Regions from separate parts of the Homo sapiens genome. Here region 1 is linked to region 2. The links are chromatin contacts, found by Hi-C or POLR2A ChIA-PET in ENCODE. All regions are on one chromosome and are shown on one strand. The core of a region is the stretch at or near the end of the contact, and the rest is flanking DNA. Distances in the headings are between cores, read along the strand shown. Region 1 holds the start of INSM2 (INSM transcriptional repressor 2). Region 2 holds the start of NFKBIA (NFKB inhibitor alpha).

The links. A loop is a pair of places that touch in the nucleus more often than their neighbours do. ChIA-PET counts read pairs that join two places held with the same protein, here RNA polymerase II (POLR2A). Pooled maps may share reads with other maps.
Region 1: a loop to region 2 is called in a pooled map, with 4 times the contacts of the local background. The contact joins the promoter of INSM2 here to the promoter of NFKBIA in region 2. A Hi-C loop is called at or near these places in 6 of 50 pooled maps. POLR2A ChIA-PET finds 5 or more read pairs at or near these places in 3 of 52 experiments (A673, SK-N-SH and WTC11).

Annotation. Positions count from the first base shown.
Region 1 is chr14:35,532,899-35,538,685 of GRCh38, forward strand. It overlaps INSM2 (INSM transcriptional repressor 2), which reads left to right and starts at 1,266. Exons shown (of 1, transcript NM_032594.4): 1 at 1,266-4,156. The coding sequence starts at 1,355. The coding sequence ends at 3,055. RALGAPA1 (Ral GTPase activating protein catalytic subunit alpha 1) reads right to left here. Exons shown (of 42, transcript NM_001346249.2): 42 at 5,458-5,787. RefSeq lists enhancers at 60-884, 885-1,708, 1,709-2,532, 2,213-2,362, 2,533-3,355 and silencers at 703-782, 883-1,252.
Region 2 is chr14:35,403,499-35,409,032 of GRCh38, forward strand. It overlaps NFKBIA (NFKB inhibitor alpha), which reads right to left and starts at 1,251. Exons shown (of 6, transcript NM_020529.3): 1 at 920-1,251; 2 at 192-300. The coding sequence starts at 1,146. RefSeq lists enhancers at 1-52, 83-132, 1,237-2,108, 1,313-1,712, 3,690-3,749 and silencers at 333-922, 1,073-1,242.

The DNA.
Region 1 (5,787 bases), core at 16-2,515, 130 kb after region 2:
TCTGTTATGCTATCGTGTACTTTTAAAACACCTCTGTCAGTCTTTTTCTCCAATTTGGTTTAGTAAGGAGACTTGTGCACATAGTCTTTCCCCTTCCTGTTCTCACACTTTATTTACCTATATTATGGATCTTGGCACTTTATATCTGTCATAGATGGTCTAATTGTTGCCTAGTTCAATTACTACTAAACACTTTCAAACCTCTTCTAGTTCTCAAAATAGTGGTGGGAGCATTGCAGGGTGCCAGATGAAAATCTGTTGAGTTTGCTCTACAGCACACCTTTTGCAAAGTATCACTTGTGGTGTACGGGGAAGCAGCTGTAATGCTGATTCCGCCGGCATTTCTCACTCAATCTACTCCATGCTAAACAGGCCGGTTAGGAATTAAGTCATACTCTGGGTAGTACAAGTGGAAAGTGTGAACAGAGAAACCACTTTATGCGAGGACAGTGGAAAATGAGATCCTCCTTTCCTCTCCCTACTCCTGCTCCTATCGAGAAGCACTTAAGAGCGCAGACGCCCAGGACCCAGCCGCGCTCGGGCGTCCCGACTCGGAGGCTGGCGGCGGGCAGGCACGCTCTCCCGCGCTGAGAGCCCTTCTGCGGAGATGAACTCTCGAGTGTCGCCGCCGCGCGCGGGCCCGATCGATACCGGCGGGCGGACGTGCTCCCGCCGCCGACAGCAGCCACAGGGCGGTGCAGTCAGCTGTCCGGCCGCTCGGTCGCACTTCTCATCAGCTCAATACCCGCAGAGGACGTGCACCGGTTCCCTCCCGGACACCCACCCCGTGGTCTCCGCCGCACCTTCTGCCCACCGCCCCTTCCGCTCGGCCGTCCGGCGCAGAGCGGGAGCTTTTCAGCCAGACGCCCTCGCGTTGGGGGCAGCCGGGTCCCGGCCCGAGCGGAGGGCGTCGTGAGGTGGCCTTTTCGCCCGGCTCCCCAGTGGGACGCTCCGCGGAGGCAGCCAAGGCGGGGAGTGTCGAGCTCCCTCACACTCTGGACCTTACCTTCTGGCGTCTTCGCCCGGGAGGCTGCAGGGGGAGGCGGACCCAGCCGGCCACAGGGGCAGGTTCGCGGCGCTGTGAGGCGGGGCTGGGCGTGCGCCGCCGCCGCCGCCAGATTCGTCTACTCCAGTGAATCGGCACGGGAGAAAGCCCCGCCCCCGGCGCCCGCTCCCACTCCTGATTGGCCGGGCCAGCCCGGGGAGGCCCGGCGGGACCCCGGCCCGCGTCTCAGCTATAAAGATAGCCCCGGCATGACAGCCGCGGCGAAGCTCTTCTAGTTCATCTGCTGGCCGGCTCTCAGTCCCCGTGGCGCCCCCTTTCCTCTTGTCCCAGAGCGCTCTCGACTCCACCATGCCAAGGGGATTCCTGGTGAAGCGAACTAAACGGACAGGCGGCTTGTACCGAGTTCGCCTTGCGGAGCGTGTCTTCCCTCTGCTGGGGCCCCAGGGGGCGCCGCCCTTCTTGGAGGAGGCTCCCAGCGCCTCCTTGCCCGGCGCGGAGCGGGCGACACCCCCCACCCGAGAGGAACCAGGAAAGGGGTTGACGGCGGAGGCGGCCCGGGAACAGTCGGGGTCGCCATGTCGGGCGGCTGGGGTGAGCCCGGGGACGGGCGGGCGGGAAGGCGCGGAGTGGCGGGCGGGTGGCAGGGAAGGTCCCGGGCCCAGCCCCAGCCCCAGCCCCAGTCCAGCGAAGCCGGCAGGCGCAGAGCTGCGTCGGGCGTTCCTGGAGCGCTGCCTCAGCTCGCCCGTCTCCGCCGAGTCTTTCCCCGGGGGCGCCGCCGCCGTGGCCGCTTTCTCCTGCTCCGTGGCGCCAGCAGCCGCACCGACCCCGGGGGAGCAGTTTCTGCTGCCGCTTCGGGCGCCGTTCCCAGAGCCCGCGCTTCAGCCGGACCCTGCGCCCCTCTCGGCCGCCCTTCAGAGTCTGAAGCGGGCGGCCGGCGGCGAGCGCCGCGGCAAGGCACCCACGGACTGCGCGTCTGGACCCGCGGCCGCGGGAATCAAGAAGCCAAAGGCCATGAGGAAGTTGAGCTTTGCCGATGAGGTGACCACATCCCCTGTCCTGGGCCTGAAGATCAAGGAGGAGGAGCCCGGAGCGCCGTCCCGGGGCTTGGGGGGCAGCCGCACGCCACTGGGGGAGTTCATCTGCCAGCTGTGCAAGGAGCAGTACGCAGACCCCTTCGCGCTGGCCCAGCACCGCTGCTCCCGCATCGTGCGCGTAGAGTACCGCTGCCCTGAGTGCGACAAGGTGTTCAGCTGTCCTGCGAACCTGGCCTCCCATCGCCGCTGGCATAAGCCGCGTCCTGCGGCTGCAAACGCCGCCACAGTCTCCTCCGCCGACGGGAAGCCGCCTTCTTCGTCGTCTTCGTCCTCCCGGGACTCCGGGGCCATTGCATCTTTTCTGGCGGAGGGAAAGGAGAACAGCCGAATAGAGCGGACTGCGGATCAGCACCCGCAGGCCAGGGACAGCTCCGGGGCGGATCAGCACCCGGACAGCGCCCCGAGGCAGGGCCTCCAGGTGCTGACGCATCCAGAGCCACCGCTGCCTCAGGGCCCCTACACGGAGGGGGTGTTGGGGCGCCGGGTACCTGTGCCGGGCAGTACCAGTGGTGGCAGGGGATCCGAGATTTTCGTGTGCCCATATTGCCACAAAAAGTTTCGTCGCCAAGCCTATCTGCGCAAGCACCTGAGCACTCACGAGGCGGGCTCGGCCCGTGCGCTAGCGCCGGGCTTTGGCTCCGAACGCGGTGCCCCACTTGCCTTCGCTTGCCCATTGTGCGGAGCGCACTTCCCTACAGCAGATATCAGGGAGAAGCACCGGCTGTGGCATGCTGTCCGCGAGGAGCTGCTCCTGCCCGCTCTGGCGGGGGCTCCTCCCGAAACGTCGGGCCCTAGCGGGCCATCTGACGGGAGTGCCCAGCAAATTTTCTCGTGCAAGCACTGCCCGTCCACTTTTTTTAGCTCTCCAGGGCTGACCCGGCACATCAATAAGTGCCACCCCTCAGAAAGCCGGCAAGTGCTGCTGCTGCAGATGCCACTGCGGCCTGGCTGCTGAGGGACGAGAGACCAGGATGATTTCGAGGTTGGCCTTAGAGGAAACAGATCATGGGAATTTCTGTGGGGCTTTCTTCAACTTGCAAGTTTACTTTCATTCCTTCCTATGTTTTAATCCCCTAAAATTCTCCCTGTAGTCAATGTTCCACCAGAGGAGCGGACAGTGAAATGTAATATCCCTCTCTAGAGCAGGTATGTATATGGTATAAACCTTGAGATCAAAGACTGTCAGCTTTAAATCCTTCTCACTTTCCCCACTAAAATAGGATTTTTCCCCTTAAAACTCTGGAGACCCTAACGAATCCTATATGATTTGTAATTCCTATGGAAAGTCGCGGTGAATGCGTGCATGTCTCAATGTCCACAAAGGATTCTGGCTACCCTTTGGTAGCCAATGTTTTTTTTGTCTTGTCATCACAGGCGCCTATACAGCTTCTGTCTCAATAGGGTCAGATATTTTGCACTGTATATTCTGTGAATTAAAAGTTATGTGATTGGTGTCAAACTTAAGGAGATTCAAGACCTGGCAGAAAATGTAAGAGGATTTTTGCTGCTTTTGGGGTGCATGGGGATCTCCCCTGTAAACTTTCCTTTGCCCAATTATATGTACATGTCCATTCTTAAGTTGGTGTTTGGAGGTGGGGAGGATGCTACTTTACTGGAGTTGAGACACCCCCTAAAATTCTCACCCTCAGCTATTTTGTGGGCAGTATTCAGGAAGAGCTACTTCAAACCTTTCTTTAAATGGCTTTTTGGAAATACAGAAGTCGTTTCCTCAAGTTTGACTGTTTTAATGGGGTTTCACCCAAATTGTTTAATGCTTCTGCTGTAAATGTCATACTGTGTATTCATTATGAAAATATGTACAGCTTAAGGAAGATGTTAACACCTGTAATCCACTAAGGAACTGAATGGCAATTTGCTCAATATTCAGTATTTTCTTTTCAGCGGCAACTTGTTTTTGATTTTTTTAAAAAACCATTTCAGTGTACATTGTGTACTAATTCCCTACTAGCCAGTTTGGGACATTGGCTGAGCACTGCCTGACAGAAAGCCCGTATTTGTAAGATGCTTACCACCAAATAAATGTACATAGACTGTGCTTTTGTTGTGTTCTGTGTTTGTCTTAAGAATCCTGTTGAACACAGCCTATTTTCAAAGCCACATTTCTTATCTCCCCAATGTCGGTATCCTGTTTTAGAATGTTAGTGACCCATTTGGACAGAATACAAAGACGGAAATATTTTGCAAATGAATGTGATGGTGCAGGAATGCAATGAAAAATTTTCCTTTGAAGTATGGCTGCAAAGACTGAGCTGCAAAAAGCAAGGAATATGCACTAGTCTTTGAATCTAAAAAAGACATCCCCCCCAAGAAATGTCAACCGAAAACATATTTTAAATATATATATATATATATTTCAAGCTAGTGAACAGTGTTACCTGAAGATGAAAAGAAGTATTTTAATGGTGCTAATTAATTTCATTATTTCAGGTTTGTATTTTTACTCCATATTGTTATATATCATCAATCCATTAGATTTTTTATAGCACTTTAGAAACATGTATGCAGTTACTCTGATTTTCCTTTTTGTAATTCTTCACCTTGGCTGTAGGAAATTGTCTACATTGTTCAATCTTCTTCCCAAGGACTCTATCCATTTGTTTATCTTCTACATCAGCTTACATAGGACTTTTAGTTTTCATTTATAAGAAAATGAAATTGGGTGCACAGAATTTCTGAAAGATTGTCTTAGAAACTTGTTAGTACGAAGTTTTATTGCTGAAAGTATATTATAAAACAAAGTAAAATTTAAGAATCAAAAAAACATGAAGCTGTAATCCCAGCACTTTGGGAGGCCGAGGTGGGCGGATCACGAGGTCAGGAGATGGAGACCATCCTGGCTAACACGGTGAAACCCCGTTTCTACTAAAAAACAAAAAACAAAAAACAAAACAAAACAAAAAAATTAGCCGGGCGTGGTGGCACACGCCTATAGTTCCAGCTACTCAGGAGGCTGAGGTAGGAGAACTGCTTGAACCTGGGAGGCGGAGGTTGCAGTGAGCCGAGATCGCGCCAGCCTGGGTGACAGGGAGACTCCGTCTCAAAAAGCAAAACAAAACAAAACAAAAACATGAAGCTGAGATAAACTAACAATCTAACCAACTGCATTGGGTGAATTTCTGGCCAGCCTTTATGAAGACAGAAAATTTCCTGTGTTTTTAACGACTGTGGTAGGATCTGTGAGAAATAAGTTGGAATGTATCTTGAAAAGGGAATTCAAGTTTATTTTTGATGATTAGCTAAGATAATCTAGGTTCATGCTTTAAATCTCCTCACTACTCATATAGCCCTGCTTATTGAAAATATATGAAACATAGAAGACAAATCAACACTCATGGATAGGAAGTGATAAGAATATTTTTATTGTATTATTAAATACCATGTCATCTTTCCCCCCCACTGTTACAAATTATAGATACTACATGAATGATGATACATAATTTATATTTTACGGTTTGCCAGTATGATGTATTTACACATGCAGTTAGTACCAATGTCATGCTACATTTCCTCAGGAGATGCCCATTCAAAACAAAATGTGAGCAGCTTATCTACTGTAAGAAAATACTTCTAGAGGGTGGAATGTATACCAACCTGGACCTGCAAGTTCAGTATTAACAATATTAGATTTAACTTAGACTCCTGGGTTATGTTCCTTTTTCTTTTTTA
Region 2 (5,534 bases), core at 1-2,500:
CCAGGTGGGTCATAAAGACCTCACCAAATCAGTGGAATTTCCTTCACTCTCTAGGATGTGGGCTGATGTGAAGTAAAAGGTGAGGGTAAATAGTGCTCAGTGGCCCTGAATTCAGAAAGGATCTGGGGTGACTCTGCTACATCAGCTACGTCCCAGGGTCAGAGAGAACCCGGGCCAGGCAAGCGGCGCACCTGCTGCAGGTTGTTCTGGAAGTTGAGGAAGGCCAGGTCTCCCTTCACCTGGCGGATCACTTCCATGGTCAGTGCCTTTTCTTCATGGATGATGGCCAAGTGCAGGAACCTGTGGGGAAGAGAGGGAAAAACCCCAGGGGTGGTGAGTGCACCGCGTGGGGCCCAGGGAGGCGCGGGCTGCGGGGGATTGCGCAAGGCCGGGGTTTCTGGAGGCCGAGGCCGCGGTGTTTTCCGCGAGGTTATTATGAGCTGAGTGTTCCTGGCAGGCGCCCAGGGACTTTCCGCCCCCCTCCCCCCGCGGCCCCGGCGGGCGCCGGCCAGACCGCCCCGCCCTCCCGCCAGCTCGGAACGCCCTGTACTTCCCCTCCCGGCTGCTCGGCGCCCGCCAGCGGCCAGAAACTCCCGCCCCGCCTTATGCAACCGGGGACTTCGCGTCCCCGCTGCCGCCCCGCCCCCGGCCTAGAGGACGGGTCTGGGGGGAGGGGGCGTGTGGCGACGCTGCCATCCACCAGGGCCCAGCCGCCGCCCCTCCGAGTTGGGCCGGTGCCCCGCGCGGCCCTGCAGCCCTGCAGCGTTCGGGGCGGTGCAGGAGCCCCGGGGTGCCGCGGCGCCCGCCCGGCTGCATCGCTGGTCCCCCGGCTCGGGCTCCAGGCCCGGCGCCTCCCACCCCCAGGCCGCGCGCGTCCCGCCCTCCCGACGACCCCCAGCCCCGGGCCTCCGCCACTTACGAGTCCCCGTCCTCGGTGAGCTGCTGCTTCCAGGGCTCCGAGCCGCGCGGCACCTCCTGCGGCTCGAGGCGGATCTCCTGCAGCTCCTTGACCATCTGCTCGTACTCCTCGTCTTTCATGGAGTCCAGGCCGCTGTCGTGGCGGTCGTCCAGTAGCCGCTCCTTCTTCAGCCCGTCGCGGGGGCCCTCCATGGCCCACTCCTGGGGGCGCTCGGCCGCCTGGAACATGGCGCGGACGAGCTGCGGGCGCTGCTGCGGGTGCGCTGGGCCGCGGGCTGCGCGCTGCTTCCTCGCTGGGGCGCTGGCGGGCGGGACGGCGGCACGGACTGCTGTGGGCTCTGCAGCGCCGCCGCGGCGCCCTATAAACGCTGGCTGGGGATTTCTCTGGGGCGGGGTCAGGCTCGGGGAATTTCCAAGCCAGTCAGACCAGAAAAAGAGAACTGGCTTCGTCCTCTGCTAGGGGGAAAAAGAAGCCTAAACCCTGAGCTGGGGTTCATCGGAGAAACTCCCTGCGATGAGCCACTAGGGTCACGGACAGGGAACTTTTTGATGAGCGCCGAGTGGCTGGAAAGTCCTTCCGACCAGGCCCCCTCCCCCCGGTACTTCCCTGCAGCCTGCACCCTGTAATCCTGTCCCTCTGCAAGTGAGCCTTCTTTCCCTGGGGTTTCCCACGATCGATTTGAATTGGGGTCGTCGGCTGCTGAGATCCCAAGGACGCCGACCTGATGGGCGGTCCCTCTTTGGGGTTTGCCAACCTGCCGGTCCTTTCCGTTTTTTGATCTTTTGAAAACGCAAGAGTGGAAATGATGGCTGGGCGTAGGGATTTGCTTTCCCCAGACTTCTAAGGGGAAGGACGCACTGTGGTTAGGGGGCTGCAGGCCGCGCCGGTGTTTCTGCCTATACCAGGCTCTTTGCAGCAAAGGAACTTTTAGCTTCGCCCCCACCCCCCCACGCACCCCCGCCAGGTAGAAGTTGTGAAAGCTTTGGAGGAGTGAAAAGCCTAAATCCTTGGAGAACTCTCAAATCACTTCCTAGGGATGAACAGCCCTGTTGACTGGGGGAGGGGCAAACGCTCCCTGTATGGGGAAACTGCTGAATAGGACCATGATTTTTTTTGTTTCCCAAGTAAAGCAAGGTGTTAATGTTTGTAGTGGTGGTTGTGGATACCTTGCAATAGCAGAGTAGCTATTGTGTTCATAAGTAGCTATTCGTTTATGCTATCTGACCTACATTGTGCTCCCGCAGAAAAAGGATCGTGAGCCTACTTCTGGGCACCCAAATTCGAGGAGAACTTAGAGAAGGAGGCTGAAGAATGAGTTTAGTTAGTGCCTTAACCGCGATTGGACCTTAAGGACCACTAAGAAAGTAGTTGCCAGGCATCCTGCGGGAGGCTCAAGGTAGTCCCATCCTGCCCGCCCCTCCTTGCTCTCTTGTCCTGGGGGACAGTAGCAGTTGGACCCATTCACGCCACCTGGGTAGAAAGGGGTTTCGGCTCACTATGCTCTGGTTTCACCTGCAGAAATATAATTTATGCTCTCCACTCCACCTCCACCTCCAAGCCTGCAAGCCATGGACTGAATTCATCTACTTGGTAGAATTGGTACAGGCAAAATAAAGCAAACTTCGGTCAGAGCTCTTCAGAATTAGTCCCAGGAGGCCTCTGTAGTTCTGCAGAGATTTCTGGTGATTATTGCAATCATCTTTACCTTGACTGGCCTTGTACTAACCAATCCTTCCCCTCTCTTCGTATCTCCACCCCTCCCCTAATATTAGAATGAAAGAAATCTGACTCGATAGAGAGAGACCAAGTATGAAGGGAAAAAAATTAAAATCAGATAGACCCTCCAGGGTAATAATGATCACATGTTACAATGAAAACTTCCCAGGGATAGACACCATTGTCTCTGCAGGTTTATGATATGCAAATCTACAATGATTGAGGCAAGGTGAAACAGTGACTGCAATGGGACATCTCAATTCCAGGTTCTATCTTTACTTGACTGCACATTAGTTGGAGAGGTCAGTTAACTTTTTTGTGGTATACTTAACTTTTATAATAAGATTAGATTGAATGTTACTTAAGGTCTTTTCTAGCTTAAAAGTCATATTGCTTGTCTACAAATGCATGCCTAACTCTCCTTTGTAAGGGTGACCATGGCTCTTGGAAATGTCAGGGTATAAATTTTTGAAAGAATTCCAGCGCCTTATGTACCACATTGTTCTCAGAACTAATCTTGTAAGATAGATATTGTTCCTACTTCCCTAAAAAGAAACTGAAATGCATAGAAATTTACCCAGGAACCCCTTGGCAGTATATTAATCATTTGGCCAAAGCAGTCTTAGTATTAACACTTTTGAAAACACGCTGTGAAAATCAGACTGACTACACTATAATTTGGAATGTACTCAAAAGTATTTTCTACTCCAACTGTTAGGGAAAATAAAGGGTGGGTGTCCCCTGACCCCCATCTGGGGATAGTCACTTCTTTTAAACAAGTACAGAAACATCAAACTCTAAATGTCCCAATTATAGAGGATACATCAGAAGAAGATATTTGGCTTCAGGTATAAAAATGGTTATAAAAAATAAAAATATCTGAGGAATAAGGTTTTTTTGCACCACCTTCTATGGTTTTATATTTCTGGTAGCCTTCAGGATCTTGGTGTTTATTCCTGATTGTTTTGTGTGACACCTAGTGGTAAGAGTAAGGCACAGGCGTTCCTTGATTTGTCATAGTGCCTTTTGCAAAAATTGGGAGGTGCTGAGCCTTGATGACTTGTCCCTACAGTGGAGATTTCCAAGGAGGTACCTATTGTTTTCCTGCGACTCTGGGAAACAGTTTTGAATAATGTGATCCAACAGGTTTTCTCCCCATCATCTATAGCGCTATATGGTTTAAGTCAACAAACATTACAACGTGGGTGAAAAAGAATATACACTTGGAAATTAGAACCATGAGCAGACTGGGCAGAAGACAACAAGAGGGTCTGGTTTTGATTTAGAAAGACCTTTATGGGCCAGGAGTTGTGGCTCACTGCTGTAATTTCAGCACTTTGGGTTGCTGAGGCAGGAGGATTGCTTGCCACCCAGGAGTTGGAGACCAGCCTGGGCAACAAGGCTAAACTCTTGTCTCTACAAAAAATATAATTAGCAGAGTGTGGTGGCAGGTGCCTGTAGTCCCAGCTACTCCAGAGGCAGAAGTGGGAGAATTGCTTGAGCCTGGGAGGTGGAGTTTGTAGTGAGCCATGATGGCACAACTGCACTCCAGCTTGAGCAACAGACTGAGACCCTGTCTCAAAAAGAAAAAAAAGAAAAAGAAAGACCTTTATGGACCCTTCAGCACTCAGATTTTTCTCCTCCTCATTGTCAAACATTCTAGCTAACATAACCGTTAAAAAAAATGTTAAAACTGTAGGCTGTGCGCAGTGGCTCACGCCTATAATCTCAGCACTTTGGGAGGCTGAGGCAGGTGGATCATGAGGTCAGGAGTTCGAGACCAGCCTGGCCAACATGATGAAACCCCGTCTCTACTAAAGATACAAAAAATTAGTCGGGTGTGGTGGTGCAGATGCTGCTTAGGAGGCTGAGGCAGGAGAATCACTTGAACCGAGGAGGCAGAGGTTGCAGTGAGCCGAGATCGCGCCATTGCACGCCAGCCTGGGCAACAGGGTGAGACTCTGTCTCAAAAAACAAAACAAAACAAAACAAAATACTTTAGATAACTGATTTTTAATGTTATTTGGCCTTTTTAATGCATAAGGCAAAATAATAAGTTACACCTCAAAGCTGCTTTGTATTTTGGCCCAGGACGCAGCCGTAGGAAATGACAGGACGGCCAGTGATGCTCCAGGAGCACCCCCATGGGAAAAGGAGCATCGCCAGGGCCTGGTTTGGCTGCAGGCACTTCAGGCACTCCTCCTGCATGGAACAAGCACAGTATGGACAAAACCTATTGCCTGAAGTGCCATGGAGAGAGTCTACAAGTTCAGCCAGGTGGTCCAAAATCCTCAGGGCAGGGTGGCCTGTGTCAACTGGCCTGGCCAATTAAAACTAAATTGTTTTGGCTACAGCAAATTCAACTCTGGAATCAGGCTACCTATTGCTCAGTGCAGCTAGGCTGGAAGAAAGACGAGCCATGACAGAGTTCCTGAAGAGCAAGGCAGGTGCACTCCCAACTGGCAGCCCCACTGTGAAATTCTAAATATTCTGCTTTCAGTCTCAGGTTGTCTTCTTTCTTGCTATCGTGGTAGCAACTGTCTGCATCCTCTTCAGAACAGGGAGCCCCCAAGCTATGGATCTTTTCCCATAGAAAAACAAGGCTGGGGGCGGTGGCTCCGACCTATAATCCCAGCACTTTGGGAGGCTGAGGCGAGCTGATCACCTGAGGTCAGGAGTTCAAGACCAGCCCGGCCAACATGGTGAAACCCCATCTCTACTCAAAATACAAAAATTAGCCAGGCGTGATGGCACATGCCTGTAATCCCAGCTACTCGGGAGGCTGAGGCAGGAGAATCACTTGACCCTGGGAGGTGAAGGTTGCAGTGAGCTGAGATCGTGCCATTGCACTCCTGCCTGGGCAGCAGAGAGAGACTCTGTCTCAATTAAAAAAAAAAAA